2 separate regions of the Homo sapiens genome follow, and region 2 is linked to region 1. Evidence: chromatin contacts called from ENCODE Hi-C or POLR2A ChIA-PET data. All regions are on one chromosome and are shown on one strand. Each heading gives the region's core, a stretch centred on a gene start or an enhancer-like site at or near the end of the contact. The rest is flanking DNA. Distances are from core to core; before and after follow the strand shown. Region 1 holds the start of CD276 (CD276 molecule). Region 2 holds the start of UBL7-DT (UBL7 divergent transcript).

Region 1 (7,622 bases), core at 4,763-7,262:
GAAGCAGTTAAGCTAATAAGATATAATACCCCATACTTCATGTAGTAACCTTGGGAGAGGTAGGCCAGTGGGCAGGAAGCCCCATGTCTGGTGGCAGAAGCAGGGTGGGAAGGAAACTGCAAGAGAACTGAGCCTTGGTCACTGACTGAGGATGTTGCGATTCACACATCCTGCTTCGTGGCCTGGATTGTCTCGAACTGGGTTCTTCCCTAGCACCAGTAACCCAAGTGGAGACCTAGCAGCAGCCAAGACATGTTCCCAAGAAGGGTCACTTTCACTGCAAAATGCCTATCTCCAGGAGAAGAGGGGGAGTGGACTGAGAGAAGCCAGGGAGAGAGAAAGGGCAGGGATTTGCAGTCAGTTGTCCTGCCTCAGGGATTAGGGTTGACATGAAGAACTGCAGGTTAAGAGTGCTCCATTAAGGAAGATTAGATAAACTGTTCTCACCACTGGGGCAGTTAAACCTTCCCTTGAGTCCCTTTGGTAAGGTGCCCTGAAGATGCCTAGGCATAATGTCACAAACCCAGCTGAAAACGAATACCACAAAGAGACCCTGTGACTCTGAAAACAGCAATATTTGCACTTAAGATTCAGCACCTGGCTTACTCCTGTAGTCCTAGCTACTAGGGAGGCTGAGGAAGGAGGATTTCTTGTGCCCAGGGGTGAATTCAAGGCTACAGTGAGCTACAATTGCACTACGGCACTCTAGCCTGAGTGACAGAACAAGATCCCGTCTCTTAAAAAATAAAAATAAAATAAAAAAGGATTAAACTCCTGGATTGAAATTCAGATTTCTGGATTCCATATGGTTTATCCACTATCTTCCTTAAGAGGGCCATCACCACTGGCTTGTGAGGCAGGGCCCCTTGTTCTCCAAGCCAGGGGCACTCGATCTTATTCATCTAGCAGGAACCCTTAGTTGTTCTGGTCAGTGCCTGCTTCTCTGAGCCTGTCTTGGGGCAAGCCTAGGAGCAGGGCCAGGACGAGCATGAGGTACCTGCACCTATGATGCAAAACTGAAGGAGGTGCTCACTTTCAGGTCAGCGCAAGGGTGGAGCCTGTTCAATTATTTGCATGTGAGAGCTATTAGAAAAAAACAACTCCCAATGAGATAGAAGAGTTCCCCTGGTAGCATGGTGCTGTTTTTAGTTTGTTCTGTTGTTTTGTTGTTTTGTTTTTTAAACTCTGTACAACCCTCCTATTTGGAGGACCTGCCACCTTCCTTCCGACTCACCAGCAGCAGGACACAAACTCTGAAATGGCTTCCCGGTATTGGGAGTGTTGTCAGCCAAGATTATAGTAAAGAAATTGGAAAGGGAAAGGGGATTGAATGGTTCAGTTTCACCGGGGATGGGGAGGAAGACAGATAATGGAAAGGGTGAACAGGGAAGAAGAGCAGAGGCTGGTGAGTCAGATAGAAGCAGCTAGTTAGAAAAGACTGCTTAGAAGCTCTTTCGTTATGTTGTTGTGTGTGTATTAGGGCCTTAGGGTTACGGAGTGTTCCCAGGCGATCCTCCCTGGAGGACCTGCTCCTCTTTCATTAGGCTGCTCCTGTTATTTTGCTTGCCAGATGCTTCCAGCTGGCAGTAGTTGGTTCTAGACATTTGAAGCCTATTCCAAGACTCAATTCCCAGGACTAAGAAACTAGGAAGCCGGAACCTGCAGTGGTTGCTATGCACCATATTCAGTTTTACACCGGATTCAGTCATTTGAGAGAAATGTGGTTGCCTTAAGTCTAGGCTGGATGGAATGGTTCCTGATGGCACCCTATGAGTCCTAAGTGAGTGGGCAGAGTGGAGTGCGGGTGGGTGGCTTTTGCCAAGACATCAAGGATTTGAGGCCTAAAAATGCAAACAACTTGGGAAGTAATATGCACCAACCAGCCTGAGGGAAGGGAGGCCAGTGCCAAGGTATTGGCTTAGTGTCGCAGGGATCCTCGATAAAATCCCCAATCGCCACTTGGGCCTTAAATCCCTGACACTGCCAAGAATTGATTTTTGTTTCTTATGGAAGCAGTCAAAATGAATACATTTTCAGTATCATTCTTAGGAGAGGCATCTCAATGTTTCTGAGCCGCTTTCTATGAGATGGACTGCTTAGCTGCTCTAAAAAGACAGAAATATCTCCATAGCTTACACTGTACAGTTTGCATTATCTAAGTGTATTTAAATAGATGAGAGAGACACTTTCCCTTTTGCATGTCAAAGGAGGCAAAAGGAAGTTTTCTCCTAATTTCAGTCATAATTTCTGCCCTGAGGAAAGTTATAATGTTCTACTGTATGGATACACCACATTTTGCCTATCCATTCATCTGGAGATGTAGACACTTGCGTTGCTTCCACATTTTGCCTATTGTGAGTAATGCCACTAAGAATATGAGTGTACAAATATCTCTCTGAGACCCTGCTTTCAATTCTTTGGAGGTATGCCCATAAGTGGAATTGCTGAATCATATAGTAGTTCTATTTTTATTTCTATTTTTTGAGACAGAGTCTCACTTTGTCACCCATGCTGAAGTGCAGTGGCATGATCTCAGTTCACTGCAACCTCCGCCTCCTGGGTTCAAGTGATTCTTCTACCTCAGCCTCCCAAGTAGCTGGGACTACAGGTGAGCGCCACCATGCCTGGCTAATTTTTGTATTATTATTATTTTTTTAGTAAAGATGGGGTTTCACCATATTGGCCAGGCTGGTCTTGAACTCCTGACTTCAGGTGATCCTCCCGCCTTGGCCTCCCAGAGTGTTGGGATTAGAGGTGTGAGCCACCTTGCCTGGCCTATTTTTAATTTTTTGAGGAACTACCAGACTGGTTTCCATAGCTCAAGGCTGCTCCTTTAACAAGCTTTCCCCAAAGCCTCAATCAGTGAGTTTCATTTCCATCTCATTTGCCACACTGGGTCACGTGACTGCCTCTAGCTGCAAGGGGGTCTGAGAACCCACGTATTTTCAACTAGGCATAGAACTTCTTAGAACAAATGCTACACTCTGTTGGTAAGGAAGAAGTAGAGAATTAATTTTAGTGGACAACTAGCAGCCTAAGGGCAAATGAGAACACTGAAGGGCTTCAGGTAAGCAAGAGACATTGTGGGAGGATTTGCGCTTTAGAAGGCTCTCTCTGGCAGCTATGGACTGAGGAGTCACAGTCAGCAGAATTAGTTAAGAGGCTTCAACAACAATCCAGTGAGGAGTGATGGGGGTTCAGATGAGGATGGTGTGGCAGTAGGGTATTCAGGAAAGGGAGGGATTCCTAACATATTCTAGGGCACCCCTTCAAGCCTGCCTGGATATTGGCAGTGGGAAGTGGGGGGAAGTGGGAGGGAACGAGGGATGAGTCCAGGTTTTGAGCATAGTCCTTCCTGTATATCTAGAAGGGGAAACAGGTTTTGGGGACATGTGATAATTCAATTTTGCACATGTTGAATTTGAGGAACCTGCAGGATGGTAGGTAGATAAAAAGTGGGATAAGGCTTGTCCCAATCTGGGTCTTTTGGGATTGGTTTGTGACCTCCTTGGGGAACTTGAAGCAAAACTGGAGATAGCACATTCTGAGTCATCTACTACTGTGCTGACCTAGGAAGCAGGTTGTGGGGAGGTGGGGGGTGGGAGGGATAGAGGTGAGAGGGGTAGGGCTGCTGTCCAGAAAGAATGCATGAAGACAACCTTCCATCCTGAGTTTTTCTGGTTCTGACGGGAATCTCTGTGTAGCACCTCCATTCCTGAGTTCCCAGGGACAATCAGGCAAACATTCTCTGAACCAAGGAGACCCCTGCATGATGGGATGGTCATTCTAGCTATCTGTGTCCAGATCCAAGTGTCTGAGTCTCAGATGAGCTGGTCCTACACATGTGCTATCTGTGCCCTGCCCAAGCTGTTTCCCCCTCCTAGGGGATCAGAGCCCTCTCAATCTGCTGCTTCCAGGAATGAGAGCCAATACACATTTCCTTCCCTCCTGACCTCTGCTCTTGAATGATTATTTTAAAATCTCCCCCCATAGACACACTATAAACTGCTCTGTGATGTTCCTTCACTGTCCACCATGGCTGAGTCATGCCAGATTATAAATCCCTTAGGACAGGACCAGCGTCACCACCGCAAGGCACAAGGCACAGGACTGACTCTTTGTGAAGGGAAGGAAAGTAAGTTTCTCTAGATCTGTTCAATGCCACCTCCAGGGTCCTGCAGCAGGGCTCCTAGCTCCCTCAGCCCAAGGACACCTCTCCATGTGATGCTACTTCCCCAGGTTGCTGGGCCAACTGGAGGCTACTCATCCTGAGACCTGTAAGGCCAGACCCAGGCTGGACGAGGCTGGTCAGGGCCTGGCAGGGCAGTGGGGAGCAGCGTGGAATGGTCCAGAGTTCCTGGAGGTGGTCAGGGACAAGACAGCTGGGCCTCTCTGCTGTCATCCCTAGGAGCAGTCAGCAATTACACAGACACAGCTGCTGTGTGATTCAAAGACACATATGCACGTAGACTCAAATACAGAGTTGCTTGAATGTGTTCACAAATATACACACCCGGCCGGGCGCGGTGGCTCACGTTTGTAATCCCAGCCCTTTTGGAGGCCAAGGCGGGTGGATCACAAGGTCAAGAGATCGAGACCATCCTGGCCAAAATAGTGGTGCGCACCTGTAATCCCAGCTACTCTGGAGGCTGAGGCAGGAGAATCGCTTGAACTCAGGAGGCGGAGGTTGCAGTGAGCCGAGATTGAGCCACTGCACTCCAGAGCCAGACTCTGTCTCAAAAAAAAAAAAAAGACAAAAACCCCCCACAAATATACACACCCATGCACCACCACCCCTACCCATACACCACACGCACACTTAAATTCAGAGGGCAAATCCCGGTTCCTCCCTTCATAGCTATGTGTCCCCAAGTTACTTAATCTCTTTGTATCTTAATTTCCTTATTTCCGATCTGTAAAAATGAGAATAATGGTATTCACCTCAATGAGTTGTTGTGAAGATTAAATGAGATAAAATGGTAAAGAGCTTACAACAGTGGCAACACATGCAGAGAGACGCACATGTTTTCATACTCATTTCCCAAGCCCTGCCCAGTACTGCCACTGGCACTGGTGGTGAGCCTGGCAGCAGTACAAGGTTGGAGTCCCTTCATCCCTTTGAGCCTTGGTTTTCTCATCTGTGAAATGGGAATAATAATATCTAGCCGGCGGGGCTGTTTGGAGGAACTAAAGAGGCCCAGCATGGAAAGCTCCTAACCTAACTCTGGCCCACAAAAGTCTCCCTACGTTTTAGCTGTCACTGTCCCTGTGAGGAAGAACAGATCCAAGAACAGGTGCAGGGATGGGCTGCACCACAGCAAAATCTGGACAGGCCCGACCCCCATCTCCTCCCAGGCTGGAGCGGGGCCCTGTAAGGACAGAGCCCAAGGCCACTAGGTGTCAGGCCTGTTGGAGCCAAGTCCGGCCAGCAGTCTGGGGTGGGGCTGGGGGCAGGGCTGGTCGGATGGCCGTGGGTGGAAGGAAAAGAGGAAAACCAGCTCAGTGGAAATTGTCCTGCGGTTGGCTCAGGCGCCCACGACACTGTATTTATAGAGAGCTCCTTGCAGCTCTTAATTCCTCGCAGTCGAGTTAACCCTTTCTGGGCTGTGGTGCCAGCATGGTGTGGAGGAAGAACCCAAGACTGGGGTTGGACAGCAGGATTCCAGCCCTGTTCTGCCGCCAGTCGATGACCAGTCAGTCACCTATCCCCTCTCGCAGAAAGGAAGATTCGGCTCTTGGAAGTGTGGGAACGGGGTGGGGGATGGGCAGCGCCCTGCTCCGGGAGCCGAGGGTTTTCCCCGCCAGGGTCAGGCCTGGGGGCGGGGCGGGGCGGGGGCGGGGGCCAGGCCGTGTGCTCTGCCCAGCGGGCTGGCTCAGGCCTCGGTCAGCAGCCGCCACCGCGGGGCCAATCCGGCCTCAGGGACGCACCGGAGCCGCCTTTCCGGGCCTCAGGCGGATTCTCCGGCGCGGCCCGCCCCGCCCCTCGGACTCCCCGGGCCGCCCCCGGCCCCCATTCGGGCCGGGCCTCGCTGCGGCGGCGACTGAGCCAGGCTGGGCCGCGTCCCTGAGTCCCAGAGTCGGCGCGGCGCGGTGAGTGCTGGCGTGGCGCGGGCGGCGCGGGGTGGGGCGGCCTTTGTCTGCTGCGGGCCGGGCCTGGATCCCGCGGAGGTCCGCACGTTCCCGCTCAGGGCTGCAGGAGCTGAGCAGGGCGCCTTCCCTCCGGGCTCCTGCTCCCCTGCCCTCCCCCAGGTCCGGGCGGCCCCCCTCGCACAGGAGTCCCGGGAACCGCGGGCGCCCCTCCTGCCCTGGGCTGTGGGGCCCGCGGAGAGCTGGGGGCTCCCGGATCCTACCCCGCCCCCCTTTCCTCGGGTTGAGAGGGGCCCGGGCGCCGTCGGACCTGCAGACCCCGGAAGCTGCGGACCGGGCCGGGTGGGTGAATGCGCTTTTGCAGGCCCCGGGTCTGGAGCGGGCATGGGGGCAGATCTGTCCCGTGTTGAAGCTTAACGAAGCCACCGGCCGGCGCTGGGAGGTTAGCGGGGTCTCGGGTCCTGCAGAGGAAAACGCCCAGCTCCGGGAGGGGAGCGGCGGGGAGGGAAGGCGAGTGGTTAGGCGTGTCCACTCTGCAGGGCCCAGCAGGGCGAAGGTGTGGGCGACTGGTGCACTTCCACAGGCAGCCGTGGGCAGCATGAGGGGTCAGATTCCGGGAAGGACAGGTAGAGACGGCTGGCAGGGGCCACGGGGTGAATAGGTGTTGGGGGTGGGGAGGGAATTGGGATGGGCAGTTTGGGCTTGGGAAGCCTCAGGGAGGTGGGGGGTGAGGTGGGATGGAGAGGAGATGCGGGCGACGGTGGAGGGAGGTGGGGACCCCGAGTGGGGGCACACTAGAAGGGAGGGGATTGAATTCCAGCGCCCAGGGCCCTCCCTGCGACCGTTTAGCTAGCGAATTGGCAGGTTTGGCAGCCTAAGGCAGGGGATTTATTTCTAAGCCAAACCTGCTCTAATGAGAAAAGCGTGATAGATGACTCAGATATGGGATCTATCACTGAGGGAAAACATTAAGCAAATAGTAAAGCAAAAAAGATTTGTGTGTGTGTGTGTGTGTGTGTGTGTGTGTGTGTGTGTGTGGCGGGTGGGGGGGTGTTAGTTGTCTTAATTTAGAAAAACGATTTACCTTCAAATTGGATGTGGATAATTGTAAATGAGTCTGATCTCTTCATTAAAGCCCGGGGTCCTTTTCTTATAAGCATGTCTTCAGCAGTTAGTTTCTATATTAGAAAGTAATGAAGCTGCTTTGTCTTTAAGAGAGTTCTTTATTTAGTGCGGCCTCCTCTAGTTCCCTCTGGCCTCCCAGAAGTCCCTAGGAAATCTGATGCTGTGCAGCCTTCCTTGTAGTGTGGGGGACTGCAAATAGGTGGGACAGTTTGAGGCTGAGGGGAACTGAAGTCTAAACTTGAAGTCTAAACCTGTCCGATGGGTTGAGCTGATCTGAGTGCAGGGCAGGATGGAGGGCTATGGGGCTGTAGGGTATGAAGTGGCTCATTTCAAGGGAGTATTTTGGGTGAGTACATTTTCCTGATATCTGGAGTTCTTGAGATTAAGCACTAACACTTAGGGTAACTGTT
Region 2 (7,622 bases), core at 2,492-4,991, 780 kb after region 1:
CTTGTCCCCATACCTGGCATACATGGAACCCCAGAAAATAAATCAGAAACTCTGACGGCGGAAGAATCTTGCAAAGCAAGATAAGTTCTTGTTATAGTCATCATTATTGCTTCCAAAGAGACCTCTGATAGAGAAGAGGAAAGAAAAGGCTGTGAAGCTGCCTAGCAGACCTTCAAGCATCCTCAAGGTATCTTCCACCTCAAGTTTATGCCAGAAGGAGGTCGTTTTATATACCATGTCTCACTTAATCCTCACAACGGTTCCCTAAGGCAGGCATTAGCCACATTTTAAAGATGAGGGAAGCAAGACTCAGTAAAATCACTGGCCCAAGGTCACAGATCGCTAGTAATGGGGCAGGAACACTATCCGGTGGCGACCTCACCGCTCCAGTGGGACCAGCTACTTGGCTGACACACATCGAGCCCGCGCTGCCCAGGGCCCCAGCGCCCTCACCCGTCCCGCGGAAGGAACCCGGCCGCACTGCCGCCGGTGTAAACACTCACTCTGGCCCTCTCGCCGGAAACCGGAAATTCCGCGCTGCATTCTGGGAGTTGCAGTTCCCGCTGTGGCCCCCCGCCCCCTTATAAACAGCCAGTCTACAAGAGGCGCTAGTTGCAAAGCTTCCGGTTCTGGGGGAAGGCGTGGCTTCCGCGCTCTTTGAAATGTCCGGCGCCGGAATGTCTGGGTGCTTTGGTTGGAGAGGGTCCCATTTCCAGTCATTCTTCAGCCTGGTGATTCCCGCGCTCCCCTGAGGAGCATATGAAGTACGTCGGTTCTGCCAGGTTGGAACGCGCTGCTGGACACTCGGCCGTAAGGCGGATCCCGGATCCCCTCCCACTCCGACCCTTCCCTCCAGAAGGGCCGGTTCCCAAACGGCCCCTTTAGACACATCCAAGCGGTTGCCGACGGCCCTCACGATGAAAACTGCTGTCCGTTGGTGAAGGCAGCCTCTTCTGTGCTCCTCGCCGCTGACTTCCTGAGGCGGACCTACCTGTGGAGGCATACCAGGAACCAGACGATGACCCCCTCCAAAAGTTGGGTCTTTGAGGAGAGCTACTAACTTGGGTTCCTGGTACACCCTCTACATGCAGTGGTGAAGCTTATCTAACAGTCATTCATAGAATCAGTTTGGGAAGGGGAATTTTCACTGAACTCTCATAGAGAAACTGTGTTTTAGATAACAGAAAGTTCTGCACGGTTAAAATGGAACAGAAATTTTTTTGCACAGAAATTAGGATTACCGAAAATACTGAAGAAAGACTACCTCTGATTGGACTCTTCTCAAGGAATTAATAATTCAAGAACTAAGGAAAGAAAAAAGTGATTATATGAAAATACTGAAGTTGATCGTAGCAGCTGAAGGCTGATCCTGTGTGGGTAAATGTAAACGCTGAATTCCCACATTCCAATGTGCGACCTGGGATTAAGGCAGCAATTGAGCAGGGTAATGTTACTGAGGAGAGCGAACAGATCGCAGGATCTCAGAAGGCCTAACATTAAAGGCAGATCACCCCTCTGTTCTCATAAGTTATATGGGGAGTTTTGAAATGGCTTTCACTGTCTTCAGGGAGTTTATCTTCAGGATAACTCCCATGTATGTTGTGGGCGCATTAGGAACCCATGGCTGTTCCCAAAGTCTCCCTTTCCCATCCTACCCATTTTTAGATATACCCCCTCTTTCAGTAATCCTTCCTAACTAGACTTCTTTAGACTCCTTCCTCTCCTGCCTACTAAGTTACTTGCACCTGAGCTCCATAATTTATCAAAATTATATATTGTGAATACTTTCCCAGTTCATGATTTTTTTTTTACTCTTAATGGTATTAGATAATTTAATTTCATTTTAAAACTTTTTTTTTTTTTTGAGACGGAGTCTTGCTCTGTCGCCCAGATTGGAGTGCAGTAGTGGCCGATCTCGGCTCACTGCACCCTCCGCCTCCCGGGTTCAAGAGATTCTCATGCCTCAGCCTCTTGAGGAGCTGGGGCTACAGGTACCTGCCACCACGCCCGGCTAATTTTTGTATTTTTAGTAGAGACGGGGTTTCACCACGTTGGCCAGGCTGCTCGAACTCCTGACCTCAGGTGATCCCAAAGTGCTGGGATTACAAGCGGTAGCCACCACGCCCGGCCTGAAATTTTGTTGTGATGGTTAGTGCCTTTTGTGTCCTATGTAAGAAATCTTTGCCTGCCCTCGTTATGAAGATACTATCCTAGGTTTTCTTCTGTGTTATTTTATCTTTCACATTTAGGTCTATGATTAATTTCACATTAATCTTTGTATATGATAGGAGTTAGACATCAAGATTCATCTCTTCCATATGGGTGTACAATTGATCCAGCACTATTTAAAAATTTTGTTCCCACTGAATTTCAGTGGCAGCTTTGTCATAAATCCGGTGACTATGTATGTCTGGGTCAATTTTTGACTCTTATTCTGTGCCATGGGTGTATTTTTCTGTCATTGTGCCAATGTCACACGTCTTGATTTCTCTAACTTTAGAGTAGGTCTTGATATCTGCTAGCCTTTTGGCTTTAAGAGGGGCATGGCTATTCTATCACCAATAGATGACAATTGTTAACTTTGTTTTATGCTTCTAAAAGTATAATTTTACTGAATCTTAAATATGTATATTCAACAAAATTTAGATTACACTGTACATTTGTTTAGTAATCTACATATTTTACCTAGCTTGAATATTTCCCCTGTGCTCAAATATTCTTGAGACTTTTTACTTTGAAATAATTTCAAGTTTACAGTACAGTTGCAAAAATATTACAAAATAATGCCCTCATACCCTTAACCCAAAGTCCCCAGTTGTTAATAGTTTACATTTACCTCATCATTCTTTCTCTCTCACTCTCTCACTATGCATATTGTTCTTTTGTTTTTCCACCCGATCCGTTTAAGAGCCAATTACAGACATTACCCAAAGTATTTCTGTATTTCCTGAAAACAAGGATATATTCTATGTCACAGCCACAGTACAACCCAGCAAAATCAAGAAATTAATAAATACAATAATACCATGTAACTTACAATCTCATTCAGCTTTCATCAACCATTCCAGTTGGGTGGAGGCTGATCATCTCTCTGCCATTTTCATAAGTTATGTCATAGATTTTCACATCTGTCACATCATTCATTTCTCCAAAGAGCCTTAGTTCCTTTTAGTAAGGAATGGTATTTAGAAGCCAAGTTTGGATGCTAGGTGTGTTTATTGCTACTGAGATGTCATTATTTCCAGTCTATTTCAGTGACTAGACCTAGCAAATAAATGAATATTGATATACACACCCATTCATCTATATTTCTATGAAATATATTTAAATATGTGTGCATATAGATGTGTATATGTATATATAGATCTATGTATATGTGAGCATATATATGTGCACATATATCAAAATATATATGTATATATAAAATATGAGTTCACACCAATACCTCAAATTCCAATCCAATACCACATATTTTCCTCTAGTCTTCCTCTTCTCTATAATTTTACCTCCCTTCTGCAATAGTAGGAAACTTGATTCTCATTTTCCACAATATACTTGTATTTTCTCATGTTGACATTCATGGTACCTGATATGGTTTGGCTCTGTGTCCCCACCCAAATCTCATGTTGAATTGTAATCCTCAATGTTGGAGGAGGGGCCTGGTGGGAGGTCATGATGTTTGGATCATGGGGCAGACTTCCCCCTTGCTGTTCTCATGACAGTGAGTTCTCAAGAGATCTGGTTGTTCAAAAGTGTGTAGCACTTCCCCCTTTGCCCTCTCTCTCCTGCTCTGCCATGTGAAGATGTGCTTGCTTCCCCTTCACGTTCTGCCATGATTGTATGTTTCCTGTGGCTTCCCCAGCCATGCTTCCTGTATAGCCTGCAGAACTGTGCGTCAATTAAAGCACTTTTCTTTATAAATCACCTGGTCTCAGGTAGTTCTTTATAGCAGTGCAAGAACAGACTAATACAGTACCATAACAATGGAGCCTCCTCTTCAACTTGATTCTTGAGTCCTTTTGACATAACCCTGGAGGTTTTTGATAGCTCCCTGCTATCTAGCATGACAAGAGTTCCTAGCTAATCTTGTACTTCCTGCCCTAGGCATAAAAATTAGCCATTTCTTCAAGAAATTCATATGGTTTTCTGTGGGAAATGGTATATTAAGACCACAATCTGGGCACTAGGGATGCTTATTGCTACTGAATTGTTTGTTACTTGTAAGCCACATTAGTGGATGGAGCTAGGGGGAGATCTATATCCATAGAGATATAAATAGAGAATATTTATACTGCTACTTCAAATTCAAGACTACAGAGGTTGGGTTTGGTTTTGGCTTTTGGTTTTATGGGTTGCTTTTTGTTTTGTTTTTTTTGAGACAGGATCTCCCTCTGTTGCCCAGGCTGGAGTACAGAGGTGCAATCATGACTCACTGCTGCCTCAAACTCCCAGGCTCAAGCGATTCTCCCACCTCAGCCTGCCAAGTAGCTGGGACTACAGTTGTGCACCACCATGCCCAGCTAATTTGTGTATTTTCTGTGGAGGCAGGGTTTCACCATGTTGCCCAGGCCGGTCTTGAATTACTGGACTCAAGCAATCTGCCCACCTCAGCCTCCCAAAGTAAGACTGCAGAATTTTAATTTAATATTTTCTATATTACATCTTTATTTCCTTTCTTCCACACTGAGAATACTAGTTCTCAAGAACATAAGGGACAACAGTATTTAAATATCTATTTTCATTTCCTTTATCCCATATCACATACCCAACTGTCTCAAAATAACAATACTAATGATACTATCACCACCAATATAATTATTGAGACGTTTAAAAAAATGTTTGCATATGCCCTTCTCATTCTATCCCCTCCATTCATTCTCTCCATTTTAACAGATGTGCTGTATATTATCTGAGCCTATACTCATTACTCTACCTTCCTCTTTTTAACTCTCTTAATACTACAAAGAATTCCATGTTTAGGCCAGGTGCGGCAGCGCACACCTGTAATCCCAGCACTTTGGGAGGCTGAGACAGGCAGATCACCTGAGGTCAGGAGTTTGAGACCAGCCTGGCCAACATAGTGAAACCCTTCTCTACTAAAAATACAAAAATTAGTGGGGGTGTGCTGGCGGGCACTGTAATCTCAGCTACTTGGGAGCTTGAGGCAGGAGAATTGCTTGAACCCAGGAAGTGGAGGTTGCAGTGAGCCGAGATCACACCATTGCACTCCAGCCTGGGCGACAAGAGTGAAACTCCATCTCAAAAATAAATAAATAAATAAAATCAGAATTCCATGTTTAATGCTTTCCACTGGTTTTTGTTGCTGTTGTTGTTGTTGTTTTGTTTTGTTTTCTGACACAGAGTCTCACTGTATCACCCAGGCTGAAGTACATTGGTGCAATCTTGGCTCACTGCATCTCCACCCCAGGTTCAAGCGATTCTCCTGCCTCAGCCTCCCAAGCAGCTGGGATTACAGGTATGTAGCACAATGCCCGGCTAATTTTTGTATTTTTAATAGAGACAGAGTTTCACCGTGTTGGCTAGGCTGGTCTCAAACTCCTGGCCTCAAGTGATTCACCCGCCTTGGCCTCCCAAAATGTTGGGATTACAAGCATGAGCCACTGTGCCTGGCCCAGTGGTTTTTATTACTGAACCCGTTCTTTAGTGGATTTCCTGGAAGGACTACAATATTCTCTGTGAATGATATTCCCTAAACTTTTGCATATTAATAGCAGTTTATTTCTGGCCTTTATGCTTGAAAATCAGTTTGCTAAATATAAAATTGTTGGCTCACATTTTCTTTCTTAAGATATTTCATTTTCATCTGATGACAGAAATCTAATTTTCTTTCCCTTACAAGTTACTTGCTCTTTTCACCAGGTTGCCCAAGTAGTTTTTAAAATTTTTTGTTTAATTTCCAGTCATTTTACCTGACTACATCTTGGTGCTGTTTGTTTTAGGTCAGTAGTCTCAGTTATGTGGTATTCTCTTCCAAAATGTAATTTATATTTTTTTTATTTCAGTAAAGATTGATTTTTGAATTACAGGTTTTAGAATAGTTCCGTTCTCTTGCCTTGGTTTGGTTCTTAAGAGGACTCATGTTAGCCATATGTTGTATCTTTGTTGTTTCTCTTCAATATCTGCCACTTTTCTCAAATCTTTTCTCTTTCTTCATTTTTAAAAATATTTTTTAAATGTTCCTCCTTTCTACATTCTACTTAAGGCATCATCTGTTGTATTTATTTCTTCTGTGTTCCTTTTGCTTTAGTCTTCATTTTGTATTTATTTTTTATTTTTTATTTTTTGAGACAGAATTTCGCTCTGTCGCCCAGGCTGAAGTGCAGTTGCGTGATCTCTGCTCACCACAACCTCCACCTCCCGGGTTCAAGCAATTCTCCTGCCTCAGCCTCCCAAGTAGGTGGGATTATAGGTGCCTGCCACAGTGCCCGGCTAATTTTTATATTTGTTAGTAGAGATGAGGTTTCACCATGTTGGCCAGGCTGGTCTCAAACTCCTGACCTCAGGTGATCCACCTGTCTCAGCCTCCCAAAGTGCTGGGATTACAGGCATGAGCCACTGTGCTTGGCCTATTTTTTTTCTTTTATTTATAAGTTTCTTTCCTGAGTTCTGTCACCTCATTTCTGAGTTCTCCAAGTTCTTTTTGATGTTGTGTTTTCATATATCATTTTCTTTCTTTTTTTTTTTTTCTGAGATGGAGTCTCATTCTGTTGCCCAGGCTGGAGTGCAGTGGCACGATCTCAGCTTACTGCAACCTCTGCCTCCTGAGTTCAAGCGATTCTCCTGTCTCAGCCTCCCAAGTAGCTGGGATTACAGGCGGGCATCACCACACTCAGCTAATTTTTGAATTTTTACTAGAGATGGGGTTTCACCATGTTGACCAGGCTGGTATCAAACTCCTGGCCTCAAGTGATCCACCCACCTCAGCCTCCCAAAGTGCTGGGATTATAAACGTGAACCACTGCACCTGGCCATATCATTTTCTTAATACATTTCAGTTTATTTTGAAAATAGATGATTATAGTTTTTATCTGTTCTCTGTTCACATCTTATTGGTATGCTTTTATTATTTATAGAAATATAATTCTGCTGCTTATTCTCTTATCATAATTTTGTATGATATTTGGCTTATATATTTTCTGTTATTCATTTTTGTGTGAAATTACTTTTCCTATGCTTTTAAAAAGAGATGTGGTTCAGGGTAGCATTTTGAACTTGAGAGAGCTTCCTCCTCTATTGTTTTCATGTAGTGTTAAAAAATATGGCAGCTTGCTTTCTGAGATTCTTTAGCTCTATTAGCCTTCCTAATTTTTTTTTTTTTTTTTTTTTTTTTTGAGACAGAGTCTCACGCTTTCGCTAGGCTGGAGTGCAGTAGCAGGATCTCGGCTCATTGCAACCTCCACCCTCCCGGGTTCAAGTGATTCTCCTGCCTCAGCCTCCTGAGTAGCTGGGGCTACAGGCATGCACCACCACACCCAGATAATTTTTGTATTTTTAGTAGAAACGGGATTTCACCATGTTAGCCAGATGGTCTCCATCTCTTGACCTCGTGATCCGCCTGCCTTGGCCCCCCAAAGTGCTGGGATTACAAGCGTGAGCCACCG

What was found. A loop is a pair of places that touch in the nucleus more often than their neighbours do. ChIA-PET counts read pairs that join two places held with the same protein, here RNA polymerase II (POLR2A).
Region 2: a map of lower leg skin shows a loop between it and region 1 (16-fold over the local background). The contact joins the enhancer-like site here to the promoter of CD276 in region 1. A Hi-C loop is called at or near these places in 1 of 168 maps with a recorded cell type or tissue (lower leg skin). POLR2A ChIA-PET finds 5 or more read pairs at or near these places in 1 of 52 experiments (WTC11).

What each region holds. Positions count from the first base shown.
Region 1 is chr15:73,678,371-73,685,992 of GRCh38, forward strand. CD276 (CD276 molecule) reads left to right here and starts at 6,013. Exons shown (of 10, transcript NM_001024736.2): 1 at 6,013-6,090. RefSeq lists enhancers at 4,902-5,410, 6,428-6,934 and silencers at 5,794-5,843, 5,964-6,093, 6,104-6,233, 6,394-6,443.
Region 2 is chr15:74,460,655-74,468,276 of GRCh38, forward strand. UBL7-DT (UBL7 divergent transcript) reads left to right here and starts at 611. Exons shown (of 4, transcript NR_120377.1): 1 at 611-1,373; 2 at 5,382-5,476. UBL7 (ubiquitin like 7) reads right to left here and starts at 506. Exons shown (of 11, transcript NM_032907.5): 1 at 383-506. RefSeq lists enhancers at 1-593, 48-137, 428-577, 1,525-2,025. Within about 2 kb of position 3,742, at least 2 of the 41 ENCODE cell types and tissues checked have a DNase peak (open chromatin) inside an H3K27ac peak, as active enhancers do.